Linked DNA regions of Homo sapiens: region 1 is linked to region 2. Evidence: chromatin contacts called from ENCODE Hi-C or POLR2A ChIA-PET data. All regions are on one chromosome and are shown on one strand. Each heading gives the region's core, a stretch centred on a gene start or an enhancer-like site at or near the end of the contact. The rest is flanking DNA. Distances are from core to core; before and after follow the strand shown.

Region 1 (6,235 bases), core at 3,628-6,127, 56 kb after region 2:
CCACTTATAAATATCAATAATTTTTTTTTTTTTTTTTAAGATGGAGGAGTCTCCCTCTGTTGCTCAGGCTGGAGTGCAGCTGTGTGATCTTGGCTCACTGCAACCGCCGCCTCCCGGGTTCAAGTAATTCTCATGCCTCAGCCTCCCAAGTAGCTGGGATTACAGGCATGTGCCACTATTCCTGGCTAATTTTTGTATTTTTAGTAGAGATGGGGTTTCACCATGTTGGCCAGTCTGGTCTCAAACTCTGACCTCAAGTGATCTGCGTGCCTTGGCCTCCAAAAGTGCTGGGATTACAGGTGTGAGACACTGCACCTGGCCCTCAACATTTTTAACAAGCCTGTTAATAACTGCAACTCAAAATGTGTAATTCTTCACCAACTTTTACAGAATATTGATGAGAAACATTAAAACTTACATAAGTGTTCTTGAATTGGAAGACACAATATTATTATGATGACAGTTCTCTCAAAATTCATCTATAAATGTATTTTGTAATCTCATATAAAATACTAACAGATTCTTTGTTGAAACCTGACAAGGTGATTTTAAGTTCTATGTGGAATTGCAAAGGGCCAAGAAGAGCTGAGACAATTTTGAAACGCACACACACAATGCAGAAAATAGTCAGAGGTCTTCCTGATATTAAGATTTCTTATAAAGCTATAGTAATTAAAATAGCATGCTATTGGTACAAGGCTAGAGAAATAAATCAATAGAGTAGAAAAAGTTCAGAAACATACCCACACAAAAGGGCCACCTGATGTACCATAAAGGTGCAACTTTAATGTTGTAAGGGAAATGAGAGCCTTTTCAATAAATGGGGCTGGGTCAACTGGCTACTTATGAAAAAACATGAGTCTTGACCTCTATCTCACACCACAGACAAAAAAATAAAAATCAGTTGCAGATGGATTGTGAGCCGGAATGAAAAGGGTGAAACAGTAGTTTCTTTAAAAATGTAGAGTATCTTTATGACCCTTGAGTTAGGCAAAGAGTTCTCAAACTGTACATGCAAACCACTAACCACAAATAAAAGTTTGAAAAACTGTTTTTCACTAAAATGAACAATTAAGGGCACCATTTAGAGACTGAAACATCAAGCCACAGACTAGAATAGATATTTGCAGCCATATACTAAAGACAAAGATGAATATTAAGCAGATATTTTTAAAAACTTCTTTAAGTAAATAAGAAAAAGGCAGACAAATCAGTTTTTAAGCCTGGGAAGGAGTTGAACGGGCACTTTACAAAAAGAGGATAACCAAAATGCCAAAATCCTTATGAAAAAACAGTTCAATGTCATTAGGCCATTAAGAAACACTAGAACCGCAAGAAGACATCTGTTAGGCATTAGAAAGATTGGCAGTACCCAGTGTTGGAGAGAATATGGAACAATTAGAAGTCTTATACAATGCTGGTGGGTGTGTAAACTCGTACAAGTGCTTATGTATTAAAACTAAATATATGTCTACCTTATGGCCTAGGAATTCCAATCATAGGCAAATATCCAAGTGTGCATGTTTTTACCAGAAGACATGTTTGAGTATGTTCATAGCAGCTTTATGTATACTACCTCAAAACTATCAAGGACTCAGATGTCCATCCATAAATGGTGGTATAAAATGCAATAAAAGGAACAACTTACAGCTACATGTAACAGGAAAAGAAAAGCCCTTTCAATAAATGGTGCTGGGTCAACTAGCTGCTGTCTATGCATGAATCACAAGACATGTTGAGTGAAAGAATACATACAGTATGAGACTGTAGGGTCAACACACCTGACAGCAAGAATTTAAGCATACCCTTAGAATGACCCTGCATGGAAGACACACTTGAATGTGTGCTCCAAGCTAGGCAATCCAGGAGTGACCGACCCTGAGATTTGTTCCTTACCCAGACAAAAATCTCAGGCCCTGTCCTGTCTTGGCCTACAGGGGACTGAGGCCCTGAGTTTTGGGTTAAATGAAGGTGGTTGACAGGTGGAGGTCATTGGGAGGAGGGTGCTAAGTGAAAATGCGGTATAAACTACATGTTTGCAGATGCTTGCAGTTTTCCTGCCTTGGCCCCCCGCCACTGGACTCTCCCCTGTGTTTAAGCCCCTGATAAAACCCCATGTCTCATTTCCTGGCTCTGGGTCTCTTCGTCACCCTCTTGAACCTGTAGCCTTCCCTACTGAGGTTCATAGGGGTTTGGCATGAAAGATACCCTCTACATAAATTTTGAGAACAGGCAAAATTACTTTATGGTGATGGAAGTCAGCATTGTGCCTATGTTGAGGGGGGATTTGATTGTGTAGGGGCCAAAGACCTGCATCTTGATCTGGAGTTTTTTCTCTTATTTTTGAGACAGGGTCTCACTGTGTTGCCCAGGCTGGAGTGCAGTGCTGAGTTTCTGCTCACTGCAGCCTCAAGTGATCCCCCCACCTCAGCCTCCCAAGTAGCTGCGACTACAGGTACACAAAATCATGCTTGGTGAATTTTAAAAATTCTTTTTATAGAGACAGGGTGTTACTATATTGCTCAGGCTGGTCTCAAACTCCTAGGCTAAAGTGACCCTCCGACCTCAGCCTCCCAAAATGCTTTACAGGCATGAGGCCATCACATCTGGCCTTGATGTGGAAATTTATCAAATGTCCACGTAAGGCTGGTGCCCTTTTTTACTGAGTTTATGTTGTGTCTTAATGATTAAATATTGTTAATAAAGAAGTCTTCCTCCCTGAAATCCCCTCCCCCCATCCTTTATCCAAACTCTCTTTTTGGATCTCAGTTTTCAAGGTCTTACTTGTGCTTTTCTGCTCAATTTCATTCCAGTTAAATGTTAGATCCGTGGTATTCATTCTACCCTAATCAACCCACACCTGGTTTGTTGAAATCCTTATAGGTCCAAGGCCACTGTCAGGCATGAGTGTGCAGCATGGCAGTCGTACAGCACCCTGTGCCTAGAAGGGTTTAATGCTCTGCCGTCACCAACTTGAAGTTCTTAATTTTGGAACAGAAGCCTCCAATTTCATTTTGCACAGAACCCTGAAAATTATGTAGTTGGCCCTGCATGCAGGCATTTTCATCCTCAGAAGGCACAGAGGTCGGTTCATGTTTTCAACCGTGGCTGCTCATTAGAATAACCAAAGTTCCAGAGATTCTGAGTTAATTGGATGAGGGTGAAGCCGAGGCATGAGGAGTTTTAAAACTCCCAGCTGATTCTAATGCTCAGCCAAGGCTAAGAATGGCAGATCCAGTTGGAGAGGTCATGCCAACGCAATGGTTTACCAAATATCTGGAGGGCTTAGAGGATGGAGGGATCACTTTGGGCTTCGGGTTGGAGGTGAAAGCCTGATGTGAGTTTATGGGGTGAGTTTATGGCGAGAAGTCAAATGCTTAATGTGATGGCGTTCCAGGCAGTGGCACCTGTGGGCCCAAGAGCTGCAGGCAGAGATCCCTCTGGATAGGAACAGCGCTCAGAGCCTCCTTCCTCAGCCACCATTCATGTTCTCTCATCAGCCAGTGAAAACCTGCCGATTCTCTTTTGTAATGAAGCTGTAAAGGTATGAACGAGAAAACGATGGACTTAGTCTCCAGTTGATTTTGAGAAGAGAAGGGCTCTGAGGTTTCAGATGTGGGTGCCCAGCTTGGTGGCTGCCGTGGAGGAAGGAGTGCCAGACTGCACATCAGAAGGCAGAGTTTCTAGTTCTCATCCTACCCCTGGCCACCCAAGACGCTTGCCCAATTCTTTGGGCCTCAGTTTCTCATAAAAACTGGACTGATTTGATCTGGAAGTAATTTTCCATTCCCACACGGCCATAAATGTATGGTTTGTATCTTATTTCTTGGATATCTTTATTGTCTTATAAAGTTATCGATTATAGACTATTTATATGGGTCAGCGATTATAAAGCAATTGAAGTCTCATAAAATAGGAAGTCCATGGACAGAATCCAGCCAGTAGAGGTTTTTTTTTAGCCTGAACAATATTATTTTTTTCAAAAATGTGTTGTCCACATTATGAGATTTCATATTAAAATGCACATTTACAGTTTCTCTTGAAACAACAGGAGATCTGGCAACTCTGGGCCTGCTTTGGGCAATTCTTGCAGACACTGGTGCTCAGGAGGGGCTGCCCTTTTGGACAGAGCATGCACTTGCCAGCTCACCCCAGTCCTCACCACTCCCTATTCTATCCCAGTGGCCTCGTTGACTTACACTAGCAGTCATATCCCTAGCGGTGCATTCAAGTTCCTTCATGCACTGAGGATTTCTTGAGGACTCCTTCAACTGAATATTCATTGCCTGCTTCTTGCTGGCTTAAAATTAGAATTAGGTTTCGTTAGAAATGACAGTCTAATGGTATTAGACATTATTCCATTCCCTCGTTTGTCTCGTCTGACTGTGACCACAGAGCACGTCTCTGCTCTCCAGCCTCAAAGATGATATGACCTCTCTTCGGACATACTGGCTCTAAGAAAACAAACAAAAACTTGGTAATTGGGGCTTCTGCAGGAATGTATGTTCATTTCCATCTTCCTGTAATCCACTGCATTCTTTAGGCCCTCTGAGTCTTCTAAACATTCAGGCCAAGTGATCTTCAAGTTATTTTTCTAACCACAATTATCCAAATCCTGTTTTGTTTTCTCTCTTCTTTCCAAGTGTTCAGTTGGCGTCACTTAGGCTTTGTTGGAGGCAGCTGAGTCTTTCAGGGTCGGGGTGTTTTCCTTGGTTGTGGTCTGAAGGCGATTGGTGGGATAAGAGGTCAGCCCACGGCTTCCATCCTCACCACTACAAGGCCACCTGCCAGAGGCGCCTCACCCCTGACCTTCTCCCAAGGATGGCCAGGGCATGAGGAGGACTGGAGAAAGGAACCCAGGCTGCCCCACCCACCACAGCGGGGCCCTCGGTGAGACTGGTCCGTGGTTGTTTTCTGTGTTGGTCACGGATCCCTCCCCATGCCTTCACCCTTTCCTGCACGTCAGGCGGGAGCCAGTCACTGCCGTCTGAGAGGCACAGCTTGGGCAGAATGCTTCAGGCAGCCCCTGTCGTGAGGACAGCGAAGGGCACCCTTGGGCTCCATTTGTGCTTTGATGAGAACTGCAACTTTGTATCCAGTGTCCAAGTCTGAAGTGATCCGTGATCCTGGCAGACTCGGGTTTGTGATTAGAAGTGCACAGAACATGAGAAATCATTAAGGAGTGGAGGAACATTTTGGAGTGTGGCCTGTCACAGGGAAAGAGTCCTGTGTCCCCTTCGTCAAGCTGACCAGGCCACCTCCAAACCACCCAGTCTCCACTCTCACCAGCCACCACCCCTCCTGTCATCCTTCTTGGAGGGTGGGGAGGGACGGCAAGGTTCTTTCTTCCACCTTTATATTTTCTTGTAAATATAAAACCTTTGCCCCTAAAGGAGGCCACTTGTAAAGAAAGGCTTAAGAAGTGACCTGAAAATAAAACCACAGCTGCCCAATCCACACTGAGGAAGGGGTGGAGAGGTGTCAAATGTTGTGCAGGGCACAGCAAGCCCACTCCCCAGGGCTGCTGTCTTTCCACGACCCTCTCACTGGCTCCTCTTGAAGTCTATGCACTTGGAGTGAGGCCACGTTTCTGCTTTTTCGATGATGAAAGCTGCTGCAGATCCCCTATCTGTGAAGTCATTTGGCAGAATCTGCGTGTTGTTGATATCAGCCATTGAAGTGAAGTCTCTTAAAATAGGCTTCTGGGACTCCGGGCACCGATGTCCTCAAAGCTCAGTGACACCAGCAGCTAAGAGACCTTGCGTAAAAATAGCCAGGGGTGAGCAGGTGGCACTTGCCCCTGACGCATGCTCACCACCTCCTCTCAGCTGTCAGCACCTCTGTCCTCTGATGTCCCACCTTCTCCCTATTATCCACCCCTTCTTCTCCCACTTGGTCCCCTCCTTATAGCAGAGCCACTGAATGATTCCTGGCCAAGGACCAATAAAACCTGGCCGTCAGATTTCCCTGTGCCTAGCATTTGGGAGACTATGGCACATCAAGTTAGATGTTTTTTATTTAGAAAAATGATATAGGTGGACCAGGCGTGGTGGCTCATGCCTGTAATCCCAGCATTTTGGGAGGCCAAGGTGGGTGGATCGCTTGAAGTCAGGAGTTTGAGATCAGCCTGGTCAATATGGTGAAACCTTGTCTCTACTAAAAATACAAAAATTAGCTGGACGTGGTGGTGTGTACCTGTAGTCCAAGCCACTAGGGAGGCTGAGGGAAGAGAATT
Region 2 (6,142 bases), core at 2,839-5,338:
GCTTTGGGCTCAGAGAAGGGACCCCCTCTGACAGGGCCCCGAGAACCAGCAGTTACACCTGTGGACCTCACATACTTATTAAAAGTGCTCTCAAAAGTGCCTCAGTTTGGACCATAAATTCAATAGTCACTCTAAGTATGAATAACTGAGGAAAGTATGTCTAGAGTATGCAGTCTACTTTATTCTTATTGCTTTGTCACAAAAACACACAGCCCATGTAAATTCACCTCTGATTTCTAACACTGTGATGCTCACATTAAGCAAAGGATCAAAGCAACTGGGTACCAGGTAAGTAATCCTGTTCTGAGAACTCATGGTCATAAAAGGTCTCAGTCAACTAGAAGCCTGCTGAGGGTGGCCCCTAGTCTTTCCCACCTGGAGGAACAAAGGTCCTTTTAGATTCCAGTCCTGGAGGCCCTGAGCCACCCCCAAGTGAGTGGAGGTATGCGTATATGTGTAAGGGCGGCCCGTGCCACCCATAGGTGAGGTCTGGACATAGCTCAGCTGACACAGATTTGGGAGCCAGGGGCTTGCTGAGCTGTGAACACCCCATCTTCCCCAAACTACAGCTCATCTCCAGCTTCTAGTTTCCCTGCAACCCCACTTCTTTTGTACCCAAATAATTCTCATGTCCTGTTGACTTGCTCCCTCCCTGGTGGATCAAACCTGGCTGGTTTGCTGGGCCTTGGAATTACCTTCGGGATCTTTCCATCCCTGAGAGGTTGGGCTCCTCATAGGCCGCCAGCCTGACTCGGAGGACCGTCTACTACCCTCTCCTGCGGACAGGCCCGCCCATGGCTGCCCCATGACCATGCTTGCCCTGTCCCTTGGCTTCGTGTGGGTCAGCTTGTTCTGCCACCTTGCTAGGCTGGTTCCTGGAGCTTCTATCTGTTGTGGCCTGGGTTGCCACGCTCTCCCTGGTCACCTGTGTGCCCGGACCCTGTGTCCCTCACTGGAGCACTCTGAGCTAGGCCGCCTCAGCTCTTCCTTACCTGCTCCTCTTACTGTGGGGATCCTGCTTCCAGGTCTGCCCTTGGCGGCTGCTCTGTACTCTGTACAGACACCCTGTTGGATGGGAGGCATGTCATGGCCTGTCCCCATGCTAGGCTTTCATTTTTACTTTGTAACCTACTTTTATCAAACGTCTGTGGTTGCTTAAAAGTCAATAATATATTTGGAGATGGGGTGAGATGGATTGTTTTAAACCTTACCTTCATAAGATAAAACAATGTTGAAAGTTAACTGTGAGCCTTTGGCGTCCTATACTGCAGAGGAGAAGGGCAGAAGGGGATGACCTGTCCTGTTTAATGTGGCATACAAAACCTGAATCTGGGATCCAGAGGTTTCCACCCTCCCTCCACTGCCACAAGGGGGAAAAAGGACTTAATAAACACCAAAGACTTTGCCCCACAATATGATGGTCAAGAAATCGGCTGGGAGTCAAATCGCAGTTCTGCCTCTTAGTAATTGGTAGCAAAATGATGGTCTCCCAAAATGTGCACATCTGAATTCCTGGAACCCATGAATATGACACCTTACATGGCAAGAGGGGCTTTGCAGATGTGATTAAGTTAAGGATCATGAGATAGGGGGATTATTCTACATTATCTGGACATCCCCCAATGTAATCACCAGTGTCCTTATATATGAAAGATGGAGACAGGAGAGCCAGGGTGAAAGAGAAATGTGAAGATGCTATGCTCTGGGCTTTGAAGATAGAAGAAGGGGCCATGAGCCAAGGAACGTAGGTAGCTTCCAGAAGCTGGAAAAGGTGGGGAAACATTCCTTCTCTAGAGCCTCCAGAATGCAGCCCTGCTGATACCTTGATTCTGGCCTAGTGAGACCTGTTTCAGACTTCTGACCTCCAAAAATGAAAGTAAATTTGTGTTGCTTTAAGACAGTAAGTTTATGGTAATTTGCTACGGCATCCATAGGAAACTAGTACAGCAACTATAGCTCCTTAGTTCAGATACTTTTCTAGGTTTGTTCCCTCATCTGCAGCCTAGGAATTGTAATTGTCCCTGCACCAGGTGGCTGCTGTGAAGACGGGACAGTGCAAAGCAAGTCAAGAGTATGGGGTACTTTCTGTGATACAACGTGGGCTCAGTTCATGGTAGCCATGGCTGTTAGTGCCTCCTTGAATCCCTGCAAGTGACCGACAAGGTTACTGTTATTATTCCCATTTTACAGACGTGGTTCTGGGAAGTTAAAATCTTGCCTGGGCCCAGTGTGAACAGCAGAACTAGGACCTTGTGCCCTGGCAACCTGACTCGTCAGCTCCCACCTCCCTTCCTTGACAAAATGCAAGTGTAGTGGAAATTTTTAAAGTGAAGTTTAAGTGGTGAACAAGGGACATTAGACTTGAATCCTAACAAGAACACTGTGACCAGTGATAGGCATCGTTGGGGCTTAGCAAACGACACCCCAAAGTGTGGCGCTGTGGCTTGCTGAGTGCTTTGAATTGAAGCACACTGGAAAGGCCTCTGAAGCAAAGTCTCTGTCTGATCTTCTCCTGTCCTCCTCTTGTTTCCTTTCCTCCCTTAAAGCAGGTCAGAGAAGCCAGAACCACTCTTCCTCCAAAATAAAACCTAGAAATAGGCCAGGCGAGGTGGCTCACGCCTGTAATCCCAGCACTTCGGGAGGCCAAGGCGGGCAGATCACCCGAGGTCAGGAGTTTGAGACCAGCCGGGCCAACATGGTGTAACCTCGTCTCTACTAAAAATACAAAAAATTAGCTGGGTGTGGTGGTGGGCACCTGTAGTCCAAGCTACTCTGGAGGCTAAGCCATGAGAATCGCTTGACCCTGGGAGGTAGAGGTTGAAGTGAGCTGAGATCGCGCCACTGCACTCCAGCCTGGGCAACAAGAGCGAAACTCCATCTAACAAAACCCTAGACATATTACTTTAAGCTTTCCCCAGCCCTTTTGTGTAGGAGTTGGGTATAAAGAAATTCCCAAACCTACCTTGTCTGAAAGGAGATCCTAAGACCTCATTCCACAGAGGTCCTGCCCTGTGTCTGGGAGAAAAGACTGCCCCATACAGAGGCCAAGATGAATCAGAGCAGACAGGCCTTGCTGGGGTTCCCCACTAAGTCTGTTGCCATTAGGCCATACCCATTATGTCCAATCACATTTTTACACCACTGTACACTCTTCCTCGACTCTAAACATAAAAATGGACAGTTTTCTCTTTGATCTTTGGGTCTTCCTTTCTCAAGCCTCCCATATCACGAAATAAATTAGTTATGCTTTTCTCTTGTTAATCTAGATTTTGTGATAGGAATGCCTGCCATGACCCTTATGATGGGGAGGAAGAGTTTTATAACATTTCCCCTCTACAATATGAATTACAGTCAAAAAGTTTCTAAGATCTCAAATTAAATACATGAAAATAGATTATTCACAACTTCATCGTTCAACAGACATTTATTTAGCATCTAGTAGACACCACTCACTGCTGTAGGTATTGGGCATATCTCAGTGAACAAAATAGAGTCTCTGCATTCATTGGAGTTCACATTTTATTGGAGGAGAGATAAACATATATGTAGGTGGATGTGTATATGTGTGAGATAGCAAGTGAACCAGGGTAAGGAGCTAGAGATTGATAAGGAGTGTCATTTTAGATGAAGTGTTTAGGGGTAGCTCTCAGATTGGGTATGAATGAAGGAAGGAGGAAGGCATGTGATTGTCTTGGGGAAGAGTCTGACAGAGATGCCAGCAGGTGCAAATGCCCTGGGGCAGGGCAGTGCTTGGCACAGCTGGGTCAGGGCAGTGTGACTGGTGCCTCTCTAGATGGACAGAGAGAGAAGGAAGAGATGAGGTCAGATTCCTAGGGCCTGGATCATGTAGGGCTCTGTTGGCTATGGTTGGAGTTAGGATTTTATTTTGACTTGGGAAGCCATTGGAACGTTTGGGAAAAGGAGACACACTGTCTAATTTAAGTTACAAATATGATCGCAAATTTTAAACAGAGACCTGTGGTTAAATTGGGCTCACATTGGCCTCTGGGGTTGCCTGGCTGCTCCTGCCCAAGGCTGGCGGAGGTTTGCTGACACTTCCCAGGAAAGAGTGAAGCACAGCAGACAAAAGTAGAAGCAGCTCAGGGCAGCAGGCCAGGATCCTGCCGGAGCTCATCAGCAGCCAGAGTGGAGGATGTGCTGCTGCTGCTGCTGTTAATAAAAGTAGCTGAAGGGTTTATCAGTCCTTCTACCCAACTTTCATTATTCAAACAATGTTGAACTTGCCACTATGAGTTTCCAAACTGTCTGACTTGTGGAGAGCCCTGTCTTAATTAGAAGGTCCTCATCCCACTTTTCCTTGCTGCCTGCAGAGATTTTCCTTCTGAGAGTGTTTGTAGACATGAAATTGTGGGTGTGCTTATTTCTCCCCTCACTTGGATGATCGCCCATGCTGGTTCATTTGAGTCCCAACACATTTGCACCTGCTCATAGATTTTTGCATTTTCAATTTGCAGGAGTAGAGAAACAGGGACCTAAAAGGAGTTTGTCTCATGCACTTTCCACATCTCAGCTTTATGTCTTACACTCGCTATTATTTTTTCTCTGAACCTAACTGATTTGACTGTCTTGTTTGACCTCTGTCTTTGATTTTGGGATTGGAAGGGCATAACATTTGGCCATTGGTTCTCTATTCAATGTAAATAAAGTTGAAGGAAAGAGACTATCCTCTCTCACCTGCTTTTTCGGTTCCTAAATTATATTTAAAGAGAGCAAAATATTACAGTTTCCTAGTAAGTTAATTAAAAGATTCTGAAGAAAATTGGACGCTTTTCAAAAAGGAAGTTTACAGAGTTTAGAATTTTTTCAGCATTTCCATCCTCTTCTCTTCCCCCAACACAAACAGACTTATACAGAGGCACACACAGACACACGCAGAGACATGTGTACACAGAGACATGTGTGCACACAGGCACACTCACACAAACTAATAAATTAGTAAATGGAAGCTTTCAAGTCAGAGAATCTACTCCTTAAGCATACATTATCATCAAATGTTAATACTGATTGCGTCCAAAAAATTCCATGTAAAAAACACGTCCTTGTGCTACGTATTGAAAGGTAGGGAGTGAATATGAAACCTGGTTCCCAGCCAGGATTGCAGAAGGGAAAAGTACTAGCCAAGAAGAGAAACTTCTAGCTCCTTCCTTTGGATTTCAACACTCCTAGAACTCAACTGAATTAAACACAACAGTTTGGTTCAGCAAATATTTATTAGTCAGTTGTGCACTGTGTGCAGGTTACAGTGCTAGCTCTCAGGGTTTAACTAGGATGGATGAATACCCTTCCCAGCCTCTTGAGAAGGTGCTGAAACTAAAGGGAGAATTAAAAACGAAAAATAAAAATAAGTTCAAAGTCCTCATTCTTCTTCTTCTTCTTTTTTTTTTTTTTTTGAGAAGGAGTCTCTCTCTGTCACCCTGGGTGAAGTGCAGTGGCACGATCTCAGCTCACTGCAACCTCCACCTCTCAAGTTCAAGCAATTCTCCTCCCTCAGCCTCCTGAGTAACTGGGATTACAGGCACGCTCCACCATGCCCAGCTAATTTTGGTATTTTTTAGGAGAGGCAGGGTTTCCCCGTGCTGGCCAGACTGGTCTTGAACTTCTGACTTCAGGTGATCTGCCCACCTCGGCCTCCCAAAGTGCTGGGATTACAGGCGTGAGCCACCGCGCCCGGCTTCATTTTTAAGATGAGGTCCTTTCTCCGTTGTGGAGACTTTTCCAAGTTTCTAGTGGGATTAGTGTGAAACTGGCATTGCACTGCTTGTATTTAAATCTGGCTTCCCCTGTACTGCCTCTGTGCCCCTTTGCCTCTCAGTGCCTCGGCGTCCTCACCTGTAAACAAGGAAACCAGGAACACTCCTCATAGAGCCACCCTGTACATCCTGAGTGTGTGTGCAGCATACACAACACTGCTGCACACACCATGAGCACTCGAACGCCAACAACTATTATCTCTCTAATTCAGAGCTTTATTTTATTTTAAATCTGGAATCCAAATCAGTCCTATTCCAGATTCTTTATGAAAATGATTTTTTTCTTTTTTCCCCTTTTACTTTGGGGAGTCAAGAGACTTTCTTATTTCATCTTACAGAATGTTGAGTTTTCAAAATGTCCAAAAGAGAAC

The links. A loop is a pair of places that touch in the nucleus more often than their neighbours do. ChIA-PET counts read pairs that join two places held with the same protein, here RNA polymerase II (POLR2A). Pooled maps may share reads with other maps.
Region 1: a map of heart left ventricle shows a loop between it and region 2 (8-fold over the local background). The contact joins two enhancer-like sites. A Hi-C loop is called at or near these places in 26 of 168 maps with a recorded cell type or tissue (Right ventricle myocardium inferior, Right ventricle myocardium superior, astrocyte of the cerebellum and 7 more) and 12 of 50 pooled maps. POLR2A ChIA-PET finds 5 or more read pairs at or near these places in 1 of 52 experiments (GM12878).

The regions. Positions count from the first base shown.
Region 1 is chr2:105,482,794-105,489,028 of GRCh38, forward strand. No RefSeq gene overlaps it. Among named protein-coding and RNA genes, the nearest start is that of FHL2, 87 kb to the left of the region's middle. RefSeq lists an enhancer at 3,167-6,235. Within about 2 kb of position 4,878, at least 9 of the 41 ENCODE cell types and tissues checked have a DNase peak (open chromatin) inside an H3K27ac peak, as active enhancers do; they include heart left ventricle, heart right ventricle, left ventricle myocardium inferior and 1 more, where a contact is called at or near this core.
Region 2 is chr2:105,427,788-105,433,929 of GRCh38, forward strand. It overlaps a transcript of FHL2 not described here. Among named protein-coding and RNA genes, the nearest start is that of FHL2, 32 kb to the left of the region's middle. RefSeq lists an enhancer at 1-123. Within about 2 kb of position 4,089, at least 16 of the 41 ENCODE cell types and tissues checked have a DNase peak (open chromatin) inside an H3K27ac peak, as active enhancers do; they include heart left ventricle, heart right ventricle, left ventricle myocardium inferior and 1 more, where a contact is called at or near this core.